2 separate regions of the Homo sapiens genome follow, and region 2 is linked to region 1. Evidence: chromatin contacts called from ENCODE Hi-C or POLR2A ChIA-PET data. All regions are on one chromosome and are shown on one strand. Each heading gives the region's core, a stretch centred on a gene start or an enhancer-like site at or near the end of the contact. The rest is flanking DNA. Distances are from core to core; before and after follow the strand shown.

What was found. A loop is a pair of places that touch in the nucleus more often than their neighbours do. ChIA-PET counts read pairs that join two places held with the same protein, here RNA polymerase II (POLR2A). Pooled maps may share reads with other maps.
Region 2: a loop to region 1 is called in a pooled map, with 4 times the contacts of the local background. The contact joins the promoter of NCR3LG1 here to the promoter of PLEKHA7 in region 1. A Hi-C loop is called at or near these places in 7 of 50 pooled maps. POLR2A ChIA-PET finds 5 or more read pairs at or near these places in 2 of 52 experiments (Caco-2 and MCF 10A).

The regions. Positions count from the first base shown.
Region 1 is chr11:17,013,134-17,019,860 of GRCh38, forward strand. It overlaps PLEKHA7 (pleckstrin homology domain containing A7), which reads right to left and starts at 1,281. Exons shown (of 27, transcript NM_001329630.2): 1 at 1,183-1,281; 2 at 992-1,068; 3 at 856-913. The coding sequence starts at 1,268.
Region 2 is chr11:17,348,820-17,355,290 of GRCh38, forward strand. NCR3LG1 (natural killer cell cytotoxicity receptor 3 ligand 1) reads left to right here and starts at 2,981. Exons shown (of 5, transcript NM_001202439.3): 1 at 2,981-3,220. The coding sequence starts at 3,151. It overlaps LOC105376576 (a long non-coding RNA gene), which reads right to left and starts at 3,047. Exons shown (of 3, transcript XR_931094.3): 1 at 2,960-3,047; 2 at 2,218-2,355; 3 at 1,994-2,092. It also overlaps a transcript of NUCB2 not described here. RefSeq lists a silencer at 2,803-2,922 and enhancers at 2,919-3,520, 3,521-4,122, 4,347-4,396.

The DNA of each region.
Region 1 (6,727 bases), core at 31-2,530:
TCCCGGAGCTCAGCAGGCAGAGGGAAACACGCTGCAACACAGACTCCCGCCGGAGTGGGAAAGCAAAGCCTGTACTGGCATAGGAGCCTGACCCGCGCCTTCACTTACTGCGCCCCAATCTGACATGGACTGATCCTACAGACCCAGGGTAACCTGGCTGGTGCGCCAACACTCCGGGGCTTTTGCGGAAAAGTCGCCCGTGGACTAACGGAAGCACCAGCAATCCCCCGGTTCAGCTCCGGCCGAAGAGACGCGGAGCGCTCGAGGAAAGTCATTGGTTGACCAGTTCCCTTCCCCACCCCCTCCCTCCCCGCAGGCCCGCGCAGTGGATGGAGGCCGGGGGCGAGGTTCCGACTCTCCAAGACCATCCCAGAGCCTGCGGCGGGAGAGGGGGCGTCCTCCTAAGCGAGATTCCCCTAGTCTCTCCCTCTCCCCACTCCAACCCCGCAGGCCCACACCAGGACAGAACTTCTCGTTCTACTCCTCCCACCCGAGCCCATCCAGGTCCCGGCACTCGCCTCTCCCGGCGGGGCGCAGCCCCAGACCCTAGAGGGGAGGCGTGCCCAGCCCGCACACCAGCACCCGAATCCAGCCGGATTGCAAGGTCCAGGGCGCAGAGTCTGCGGCCTCTTCCCCCCCGGCCCAGGTCCCCAGCGTAGGTGCGGCCCCCACCGCCTTCCTCTCGGAGGCCGCCAAACAACTTGGGCACACAAAACGTTGAGTGTGGCCGCGGCGCAGCGCGCGCCAACGAGCCCGGGCCGGCGGGAGCAGAGGAAGGGCGGGGCGCCCGGCGGGAACGGGGAGGGACCCCCCCCCCGCGGCACAGGTGCGAGCGCGGCGGCCCCACTCACTCACTCGATGAAGTAGCTGGCGCCCTCCTCCGTGAAGCCCTCCTCCCAGCCGCGGGGCAGGTCTGCGGAAACGCCAGAAAAGTCGGGTCAAACTTGGGCCGCCGCTGCGCGCGCCCCCCACCCGCCGGCCCGGCGCCCACCTGAGCGGATCATGTGGCCCGAGTTGACGGGCTCCCCGGTGCGCGGATGCAGCCAGGTCGTGCAGCGGAGCTGGTCACTGCGGGCAGAGAGGTGCACCTGTTAGCGCCGCCACAGCCCGCCGGGTGCCCGCCCGGCCCCCGCCCCCGCGCCCCCACCCGCGTCCCCGCGTCCCCGGGTCCTCGCGCCGCACTTGATGAAGAAGACGCGGCCATCCCGGCACACCCCGTAGGACCAATGCTCAGGTAAAGTGTCCCGCCCGACCGTCGCCGCCGCCATGTTCGCCGAGCGCGGAGCCGCCGCGGGGTGGGGGGGAGGGGGCGGGGGCGCGGGCAGGGGCGGAGGCGGGGGCGGTGGCGGGGGCTCGGCCTGCGCGTGGCCCGGCGGCGCCGCGAGGCGCTCCATCCAGGCGCGGGCTCCTGAGGGAGCGACCGCCCGGCCGGGTCCTGGCGCCCGGAGTTCGCAGCCGCTCCGGCCAACCCAGCGCAGTGCCCGCGGCCTTTGTCCCCGAGCCTTCCCCGCCCCCAGCCTGCTGGCACCGGCGCTCCCCTTTGCCCCCGAGGCCGGGAGACCCGGGCGGCGCGGGGGGCCGCTGGCGGGGGCCGCTGGCGGGCGCGCCTGGGCAGCTTCGGGGCGCGCGGTTGGACCCGACCAACTCCGAAAACGGCGAGCGCCCGAACGCTCAGTAAACCCCAGCCGACCCGCACCACAGAACTTCCCGACCCGGGAACTCCGCTTGTGTGTGAACCAAGTTAACACTCAGGTTCCTGCCATATTCCCAGCCTCCTTCTCTTCCCCTGTAAGGTTAATCGAGTCCACACGGGATTGTTGTGTAGATTAAATGAAGTAACAATCGCATAAAGTGCTTAACCGGACCATGGCATGTAGTAGGTGCTCTATCAACGGCAGGCCGAGCGCGATTTCATTTTCCCAAGTTTTCAGCTGGGATGTGAAACAGGAGGGAGCAGGGTTACCGCCACACACCACTGAGGTTGCAGGGATCGCAAGCTCTTGCCTTCAGTTTCTGTCAAGTAACAGAAAAAAGGGGTTTTGAGGGCTCGGCAGCACGTCCATCTCTGGAAGAGCGGTGGCCAGGCGGGGCCTCTAGGGGGCCCTGCAAAGCTCTTTGCAGTGGCGGCACCCTCTCATATTCGGGTCTTTACTCCTATCTTATCTCCTCGGGGAGCCCTCCCTGAGCCCTCTGCAAAGAAAATCCTTCCCCTCCTTCCCTCGCTATTTCATTACTTGTTTACATTTAATTGATATTTGTGTTTGTCTTGTTTGTTGTATATTAGTTCCAACATGTCAGCTGGATGAGAGAAGGGGCTTTGATCTACCTCATACACTGCCTGGTCTCCAATGCCTGGAACAGCACCTGACTCATGTATGCATTACGCATTCAATAACTGTAGGATGGGGTGGGGCACGGTGGCTCAGGCCTGTAATCCCAGCACTCTTGGAGGCCGAGGCGGGTGAATCACTTGAGGTCAGGAGTTCTATTCCAGCCTGGCCAACATGGTGAAACCCCGTCTCTACCAAAAAAATACAAAAGCTAGCCGGGCGTGGTGGCGGGCGCCTGTAATCCCAGCTACTCAGGAGGCTGAGGCGGGAAAATCGCTTGAACCAGGGAGGCAGAGGTTGCAGTGAGCCGAGATCGCGCCGCTGCCCTGCAACCTGTGCAACAGCGAGACTCAGTCTAAAAAAAAAAACTGCAGGATGAGTGAATGAAACATACTCCACACTCAGACTCCCGGCCACACACACACACACACACACACACACACACTGAGCAAAGACAGAGCAGCAGCTGGGCTCCAGCTGTTGTCAGGCCCAGCCTTCTCGGGACATAGGCTCTGATTGATGGGAGGAGGCGCGCCTGAAAGTGAGACTGTATGCAATGTGAGCACTAGTTATTCAGAAAGGTGCCCAAACAGGTGGAATTAGGCTGGACCCTGAAGGACTGGTTAGGTTTGACTGGGAAAAGAGCACTCCAGAGGGGAGGGATGGGAGAGCATGCACATAATTTTGGGAGGGCTGTGAGATGTTGATGAGACCATAAAGGGGCCCTTCCTTGGGAACAGACAGTGGTGTTGGGGAAGGAGGCATTTATGAGTTAGAAGAGGTAACTGGTTGCAGAGGACGGGGGACACCTGTCTGAAGGAACCTCCTGCCTCTGAGGAGGTTGTTGAGCAAATGAAAATAGGAAAGCGGTGTTTTGCTAGCTAAACATTGATTTTAAATAATACATTAAATGGGCAAAGGGTATGAACCCACAGTTAATAGAAAAGTAATACAGATAACTTTTAAGCAAATGAAAAGATACTGAGCCACTTCATAATAGAAGAACTGCAACTTACGGTGAAATACTATTTTTTTAGATGTCAGATTGGAAAAGATAAATTAGAAAAGATATTGGCCAGGCGTGGTGGCTCACGCCTGTAATCCCAGCACTTTGGGAGGCTGAGGCGGGTGGATCGCTTGAGATCAGCAATTCGAGACCAGCCTGGCCAACATGGTGAAACCTTGTCTCTACTAAAAACACAAAAATTAACTGGGCATGGTGGTGCATGCCTGTAATCCCAGCTACTTGGGAGGCTGAGGCAGGAGAATCACTTGAACCCTAGAGGTGGAGGTTTCAGTGAGCAGAGATCACGCCACTGCACTCCAGCCTGGGTGACAGAGTGAAACTCTGTCTCATAAAAGAAAGAAAGAAAAGATATTGTAGAGAAAGACATTCTTGTTCATTGTTGATGGGACTTTAAAATGTTTGAGCCTCTTCGAAGGCAATTTGGCACAGCTATTCCAACCTCAATGTCTTGACCTAGCAATTTCATGTCAGGAATTTATCCTACATTAGTGCTTACATGGGGCACAAATTCCAGTGTACTAGAGTATTCACTGCAGCATTGTCAGTAATTACAAAGAACTGGAAATAACCTTAATGTCTATCAAAAAAGACCTGGTTGATTAAACTGGCACATTCCTCAACAACAACAACAACAAAAACAGAATGCTATGCAAGCTGTAAAAAAGAATGAGAATAGATCCCTACGTACTGATATAGAATGGTCTGTAAGATATTAAATGGGCCAGATGCAGTGGCTTGTACCTATAATCCCAGTACTTTGGGAGGCTGAAACATGAGGATGGCTTGAGTCCAGGAATTCAAGACCAGCCTGGGCAACATGGCAAAACTCCATCTCTACAAAAGATACATTAGCCAGGCATGGGGCGCATACCTATAGTTACAGCTACTTGGGAGGCTGAGGTGGGAGGATCACTTGAGCCCTGGAAGTTGAGGCTTCAATGAGCTATGATTGGGCCACTACACTCTATTCTGGGTGACAGAGCAAGACATCATCTCTAAATAAATAAATAAATAAAGTGAAAAGGCAGGCTACAGTACTGTGCATGTGATATGCTACTGTTAACATACAGATATAGTCCCTACACTGTCAAGAATCAGGTAAAGTGATTGCCTCTGAGGAGGGAAACTCTAATAGGAATGGTACGAGATTTACTTTACCTTGTTTCCCCTTTCATACTGTTTGATCTTTTTATCATTTAAAACATATACATATAGATACATAGAATAATACAATTCATTAATAGGTCCAATAAGAGACACACTGAAATTATCTCAATAAATGCCAAAATATGTAATCAATAAAACTCAATGCCTATCACTGATTTTCAAAATTATATGTTAGAAACTAAAATAAAAAATAGTGACAAAAGAGTATGCAGAGAAACTTTATGTCTCATACATTGCTAGTGGGATGTAAAATGGTACAGCCACTCTGAAGAATAGTTTGGCAGTTTCTTTAAAAAGGAAACTTTTTTTTTTTTGAGCCAGAGTCTCACTCTGTCACCCAGGCTGGAGTGCAGCAGCACAATCTCAGCTCACTGCAACCTCTGTCTCCTGGGTTCAAGCAATTCTCCTGCCTCAGCCTCCCGAGTAGCTGGAATCACAGGCATATGCCACCAAGCCCAGCTAATTTTTGTGTTTTTAGCAGAGTCAGGGTTTCACCATGTTGGCCAGGCTGGTCTTGAATTCCTGACCTCAAATGATTCACCCACCTCAGCCTCCCAAAGTGCTGGGATTACAGGTGCAAGCCACTGAGACCAGCCAAAAACTAAACACTTACTTACCATATAACCCAGTATTCACACTCCTAGGCATTTATCCCAGAAAAATGAAACATTTTTCCACATAAAAACTTGTACATAATTATTCACAGCAACTTTACTTGTAATAGGGAAAAACTGGAAATAAGCAAATGTCCTATGATAGGTAAATGGTTAAACAACTGTGATATATCTATACCATGGAATAAAACTCAGTAATGAAAAGGAATTGATACATACAACTTGGATGGATCTCAAGACATTATGTTGAGAAAAAAAAAAAGCCAATCTGAAAAGGTCTATAATGTTCTCAAAATATATTTTTTTTAAATGTAGAGATGGCGAACTGATTATTAGTGGTTGCCAGGAGTTAGGGATGGTGGTGGGGAGTGGGAGGATGTAAGGATGTAACTACAAGGGAATAGCATGAGGGAGATCTTTGTAGTGATGAAATAATTCTATATTTTTCTGGGGTTTTGTGTTTTGTTTTTGTTGTTGTCGTTGTTGTTGTTTTTGAGACAGAGCCTCCTTCTGTCACCCAGACTAAAGTGCTGTGGTACAATCTCGGCTCACTGCAAACTCCACCACCAGGTTTAAGCTATTCTCATGCCTCAGCCCCCCCAAGTAGCTGGGATTACAGGCACACACCACCACGCCTGGCTAATTTTTTTGTATTTTTAGTAGAGCCAGGGTTTCACCATGTTGGCCAGGCTGGTCTTGAACTCCTGGCCTCAAGTGATCCACCCTCCTTGGCCTGCCAAAGTACTAGGATTACAGGCATGAGCCACTGCACTGACCATAATTCTTTATCTTGACTGCAATCATAGTTATACACAAATTGACACTCAAATAAAATAACAGAAGTATATAAACACATTGTATCAATGTCAGTTTCCTGGTTTTGATATTGTTCTGTAGTTTAATAAGATGTAACCATTGGGGGAAACTGAGTGAAGGGTAAACAGAGACCTCTCTATTATCTTTGCAAATTCATGTGTCTATAATTATCTCAAAATTAAAAATTATTTTAAAATGTGTTAGAAAATTACAAATAACCAAATGTTTCTTTTGAGAGTATCTCTCTTAGACAAACAGAAACATTCTTTAACAATGAAACATTAAAGACCAAAGATCATATGGCTAGTTATGTAACATAGACCAGACTCCAACACCTGTCCAGGGCCCTTTCCAGCCTAATTATCTCAGGACAAAGCACCATCAACTGTGATAATAGGCACTTTTTGTACAGAGGCTCTTTCTCTTGATTGGCCCTGGTGAAGGACTTTATTTTACACTAGATGCTCGTGATGTACATGGCACTAAGCCATCAACTTAAATGCAAAATAGTCCATGTTCAGAAATAAATCAAAATGTGATTCAGTCAACCAAACATGTGCCCAGGAATTTTCAGCTTCCGGGTAACCAATAATTCGTTACTCTCTTGTAAAAAGTCTCCTTTACTCTCAAGGAGACAGCATGGCATGATGGAAGAGCATGGCCTTTGGGGTCAAACAGATCTGGGTTGGACTCAGGGTGCTGCCCTCTCACTAAGTTCTGTGACCTTGGACACACCACATATCCTTATTTATTGAACATCTGTTGGTAGTAGA
Region 2 (6,471 bases), core at 1,731-4,230, 340 kb after region 1:
TCAGGCTGGAGTGCAACGGCATTGATCTCGGCTCACTGCAACCTCCGCTTCCCGGGTTCAAGTGATTCTCCTGCTTCAGCCTCCCGAGTAGCTGGGATTACAGGCGTCTGCCACCACACCTGGCTAAGTTTTGTATTTTTAGTAGAGACAGGGTTTCACCATGTTGGCCAGGCTGGTCTCGAACTCCTGACCTCAGGTGATCCACCCGCCTCGGCCTCCCAAAGTGCTGGGATTACAGGTGTGAGCCACCGCGCCCAGCAGAAAGCTTTTCTTATACTGAGCCAAAATCTCTCTCCAACTTGCTTTTGCCTTCAAGAACATCACCTAACATGTGTACTCACATACACAGGTGTTAGCTTTTCAGAGACTTACAAGACTGGTACCATTTCTTAAACCCCCAGGCTACTCCAAACAAAATGGGCTCAGCTCCTTTACTCATTTGTAGTGATTAGGATTAGGTTCTGCTGAAAATGAGAACATTTTAAATAAGAGTAGCTTACTGACTTTATTTCTTATGTTCCACAGGTCCAGAGGTGTCCTTCTAAAGCTGGTAGAGGTTTCACGAGTCATCAGGGACCCAGAACCCTTCTCTTTTGCTGTCCCTTTGTCCTAGTGCATGGTTTCCACACTGTGGTGCAAGATGTCTCCTCAAGCTCTAGGCATTACATCTGCTATCCTGCTGTCAGAAAGAAGGAAGGGGAAAAGAAGATCATTTCCTTCTCTTTAAGGACATTTCCCAGAAGTCACACAGAACATTTCCATTTATATTACTTTGGCCAGAACTTGGTCATATGGCCACATTTAGTTCCAGAATGATTAGGAAATGCAGTCTTTTATTGATCCCTGTGCCCAGGAAAATATTGGAGGCCTTTTTCAAGGAAAAAGGGGAAAACAGATATTGGTTGACAAATAGCAGTCTCTGCCATACTGTCCCTGGATACATGTCTTTGAGTGAATGTCCCTTATTTACCATTCTGATTACTTGTTGGATATTTTCAATATGTGTTACAATATGGTTCCAAAATTGTATGTGATATTCCAACAGCAAGTTGGATGCAATGTGTCATAAAAATGACCTCAGTGTCAACCAGCATTTGAATACCGTGTCTCAATGCTGTGCACCAATAAAGAACACAGAAAGTCAGAGTTTTCCATAAATAATTCCTGAGAATATATGCTTATTTTGTTTGAGAAGCATCGTGAGGTATCTGCTGTGTGCTTTAGGGTTGAATGGAAAGTTGGCAAAAGTATTAAAAGACATGTTCAGGCCGGGTGTGGTGGCTCACGCCTGTGATCCCAGCACTTTGGGAGGCCGAGGTGGGCGGATCACTTGAGGTCAGGAGTTCAAGACCAGCCTGGCCAACATGGTGAAACTCTGTCTCTACTAAAAATACAAAAATTAGCTGGGTGTGGTGGCAGGCACCTGCAATCCCAGCTACTTGGGAGGATGAAGCTGAGGCACAATAATCTCTTGAACCTGGGAGGCAGAGGTTGCAGTGAGCTGAGATCACGCCACTGCACTCCAGCCTGGGCAACAGAACGAGACTCTGTCTCACCAAAAAAAAAAAAAAAAAAAAAAAAAAAAAAAAGATGTTCAAATAGACATGATATTGGTAAAAACGAAAACACAGGTAATGACTTTTCATTCTAATGAAATATAAATAGAGAAACCTGCCGGTTTTACCCTTTAGAGTAAAAAGGGTACAAAAAAATTACCAAAACAGTAAAAATTACCAAAAGAGTAATTTGATAATTTCTACAGGGTGATGTGTATGTGTCACAACTTTGTGAATCACTATTCTGGGCATGTATAAGAAGTCGTCATATACCTCCATTGGGAATGTTATTTAATGATGTCACTAATACCAGACAAGGATGTCTCCTCAGGTAAGGCTCCTTGGAGGAGGCAGAGGTTGAGAAGAGGTGTAATTTAGGTTTTAAAAATTCAATAGCTGGACTTAACCTTGCATATCTCTACCTGTTATAACGGTGGTCCGGAAGGCTGCGATCTGAAGGCCCCTCAGCTAGTTGCTGCCACTGTGGGCACTCTGCGCATCTTTCACTTCTGAGCTCTTTCTGTATGCACTCTGTTCTGCAGATAAGTGAGAATGTGACTATTTGCTTAGTCAGTGACAGTGTCTCTAACCCTGGAAAGGAAGCTTTTACTCTCTCAGTTTTAGAGACATGTGAACAGGCTGGGGATATGAGGTCACTTACCCACTGTCTTATAATCAGCAGATGGCATGGTTGGCATTGGAGTTTAGGTCTGTCTGTGCTTTTCTGTACATTACATCCTTTTTAATGATGCGAAGGAAAAATGCAGTAGGGTCAATGAGACAAATGGAATGCAGGTTGCTGGGGAAAGAATGCAGGTTCTGCGTTATAAATGCACACACATTTACTGTGCCACTTGGGTTCTGAACTTTGCGGTTAAATTGATTTAAAAACTGGTGTAGAGGTGGTAAAACTTAATCACCGAATGAGAATATTTGGGTTTGCTTCAGGAGGTCGCAAGCCACTTCTTGATTAGTAGAAATGGGAAATTAAGGGCCACCTTCAGGCGTTTAACTGAATTGTCCTGGGGATTTAATTTGCCTTTCGACTTAATGCTAAATTTTTGTTGTTTTTGGTTTTTAAAGTAATGTAAGTTTATCGCGCCAACGGTAAGATGTCGCTCTGGACGCGTGCACCTGCTCTCGCAATCACCGACTGCGGTCAGCATCTTCCTTAGAGCAGCGCCCCGGGCCACTTGGATCCCGGTCTCAATTTACTAAGCGAACCCAGAGGATGCCCCGAGTCCTGGACCGCAGAGCCGCTCGCGAGAGGCACCGGGGCTGTAACCGCGCAACCTCGTGCCGCGGGCGGAGGCGAGGGAGGATTCCCCGGCCGGTGCCCGCCCCCGGGCTAAAGTGCGGCGCGGGTGGGGCTGGTCACGCGCCTGGCTTCCTGCAGTGCGAACCTGGGAAATCCAGGCGACTTCGCAGTTGCCGAAGGGATCTGAAGAAGTGGGATGTGCAAAAGCGCCGGCTGGAAATCCCGGCTGTGTCTCCGTCAACTCTTTACGCAACAGAGGTCTCCCCCTGCCCTTGGTTTCTACCGGGCCGCCTGCTCCCACTCGGCGAAAAAAATTACACAACAGCAGCCGCGGCGATGACGTGGAGGGCTGCCGCCTCCACGTGCGCGGCGCTCCTGATTCTGCTGTGGGCGCTGACGACCGAAGGTAGGGGGCGGCTGGGGTGGGCTGGGGCGGGGGCTCCTGGCGCCAGAGGGTCCTCGCGGGTCGGCTCCCTAGCATCCCGCCAGGGGACCTCAACTTCCTGGGGGCTGAGAGCTCTATTTTCTTTTCTATTTCTTCTCCTTTTTTTTTTTTTTTTTTTTTGAGACGGAGTCTCGCTCTGTCTCCCAGGCTGGAGTGAAGTGGCGCGATCTCGGCTCACTGCAAGCTCCGCCTCCCAGGTTCACGCCATTCTCCTGCCTCAGACTCCCGAGTAGCTGGGACCACAGGCGCCCGCCACCATGCCCGGCTAATTTTTTGTACTTTTAGTAGAGACGGGGTTTCACAGTGTTAGCCAAGATGGTCTCCTTGACCTAGTGATCCAGCCGCCTCGGCCTCCCAAAGTGCGGGGATTACAGGCGTGAGCCCCCGCGCCCGGCCTGGGGGCTCTATTTTCAAGCGTCCCTCCTTTGTGAGAAGCGGAGTCCCCGATGCAACAGGTTTACATTGAAGGCCTGCCCTGTGCAGGGTCGACACCTGTGAGAGCGGAAACGGTGCTTCCTTGGATGTCGCGCGTTTGGTGCCTCGGTATTTGGCGCCTCTCTCGCATCATCCGAGGGGCCGGAGGAGAGAAGAAAATCAGGGAATCGGTAAATTGGAAAAATCATTCATCCGCATATCAGTGGGTCCTCCTGGCTTTGCTAAGTTAGGTCTTTACTGAGAGAGGGAGGGGAGTGTTTTGATCTTGTGGTGACCTTCAAACGTTCTCTTGCTTTTTTGGGAACTCGTATGGGCGTGTTCTGCGTTAACTTAAACAGGAGACTAAAAGGCTGAAACGCGTATGTAGAGATATTTAAACTCATTTCTAACTAGAAGAATGGCAATTAAACAACAAGATGCTGCTTGACCCTTACTAGGCTGGCCAAAATACGCTCCTGGGTGCCGGGTGGTGGAGGTGGAATGTAGGAATCCCGGAGGCGCGCTCTGGGCGCCCCGAGTCACTGCAGGTGGAGGAGAGCCGCGTGTGGACCTCACCGTGGAGACCTTGGCGGCAGCTTCACACCACGCCCTTGCTGCTTGCCGAGCAGCGTGAACGGATGTTGAAGGCGTAGAGCCAAGTAAACAGTGGACATACAATGCAATACCATTTCCACAGTTTGAGAAACAGAAGATACAGCCTTAAAGAGAACAAAAATTACATGTTAAACACCTTAGAATGGCTGCCCGATGGGAGAGGGAAGTGGAAATAAAAACGAGTGAATAGTATTTCTATACATTTGCAATAAGCAATGTGAAAATAAGACAGTTCCGAGTGAAGTGTGGGCGGTGAAGTGGAAAGCCAAAATTGCGCTTGTCTCCGCGCTGCGGACTTGAAACGCCTGTCACTGCGGTCTGGAAACGCCTGTCGCTGCGGTCTGGAAACGCCTCCGCGCTCTATCAGTCTGGGTCTCCTCGAGCTCGAAGTGGCGCCAGTGGGCTGCCGCCGCGCCCACCCGGTCCCATGCCCGTCCCGCGCCCCCTCCCGGGCCCGGCGCCCCCTCCTCAGGGGCCTTGGGTCCCCGCCACTTTCGTCCGGTCTCGGTCCCCGCGGATGCTGGTGGTGGTGGAGAAGGGCCGCGAGTTCTCAGGGAAGCGGAGAGGGAGGAACGCCGTTTGGCTGTGCGGCGGCGCCCAGTGACGGCAGCAGCAGCAGCAGCTCCTGGAGGAAGCTAGTTCCGGCTCGTCCAGCCACGAGGAGCGCGGCGGCGGCTGCATGAGGGTCGGACCCCAGAACCAGGCGTTGGTGCTGGACTTTGGCACCGGAAGAGACTGTGAAATGGAAAACCGTTTCGGAAGCTTTCGCCTAACAAATCATTTCCGCCTACAAGAAATTCCTACACCTTAGGATGGAGCATCTGTTTGCCTGGCTGCTATTCTGCGTGGAAGCAAATTTAAAGTGGTACAAGAAAAAAAAAATCCAGTCATACAAAGGAATTCGTCAGATTTTAATGCAAGAGATTCTAGCCCGTCTTTGTATGAGAATGTCTTTAAAGGTTGTTGATATAGAAAATGTTTTAAAGAACGTTAGGTTTTATTTCAGAAATGAAGTTGAAAAGAGCAATTTGTAAAGCTGTAGTTAACAGTCCTCCCTAGTTGGAGAGCTCTAGAACTGGAGGTTCTCTATGTAGGTTATACCACTAGTTGATTTGAAAAGATAAATGCATAAATGCTTTTCCTTGGAAACAAGACTGCAGAAAATTCCAAGGATCTAGTCCTTGAAAAAGGCGAATGCTGTTAAGCTGTTAAGGTACTACACTCTGTACCTTTAAATGAAAATACATGGAGGTCCTGGGTGAGCGCTTGGGCGCTCTGAAAATAGACGAGGTTTCCCAAATTTGCCTTCTAAATTTTGATTTGTTGATTTAAATCTTCTAAATTTATGTAGTCTGGCACTCAGGTTTGTATTCCTTTTAAGCACATGTTAGTGTTTTTGATATTTTCCCTTCTCCCTCCGACCCCCCAATTCTTCTTCTTTTTTTTTTTTTTTTTTTTTTTTTTTTGGTAGTCACTTTTCGTTTTTAAGAGTGACAATACAACTAGGTGGCCTGGCTGTTTCATATCCTTGGTTTCTCCATTTCTTGGTTGGCCACCAGGGGGAAGCATACTGTTTTTTTGGTTACAGTTGACCCTATCTTCATTTTGTAGGTCAAGTCTGTTTTTGCTTTGATACATAGAACAGAAAGCTTGTCACCGCGTTTCCCTAATGTATTATTTTAAAAAATAGACTTGCACAAATCTTTGAGTAAGTTGGCAGGTTTTTGGATACATTTTTGTTAACATTAATTTTGAAAACTTTATTTAGATATGTTGGATGTGACTAATGAAAGGACATGTTTGATGGCAACAAGGGGAATTCGGTTTCTGACATTTATCTAAATATAGATGTCTAGCTCTGCATTGTTAGTAATGAGTCTGACTTCTTTGGAGTTGTACTCTTCTTTGAAATAGCAAATGTAATATTTTGAACTGTCCTTGCACTTTTTGTTGGAATAGGTATAAGCGTAAACTTGCTAGCAACCTACTGTTCTAAAATGGAAAACATCTAGCCAGTCGCAGTGGCTCATACCTGTAATCCCAATACTTGAGGAGGCAATGAGAGGATTGCTTGAGCCCAGGAGTTAGAGACCAGTCTGGGCAACTTAGTAAGACTCCATCTCTACAAAAAATGAAAAAATTAGCTGAGCATGGTGGCATGTGCCTGTAGTCCCAACTACTTG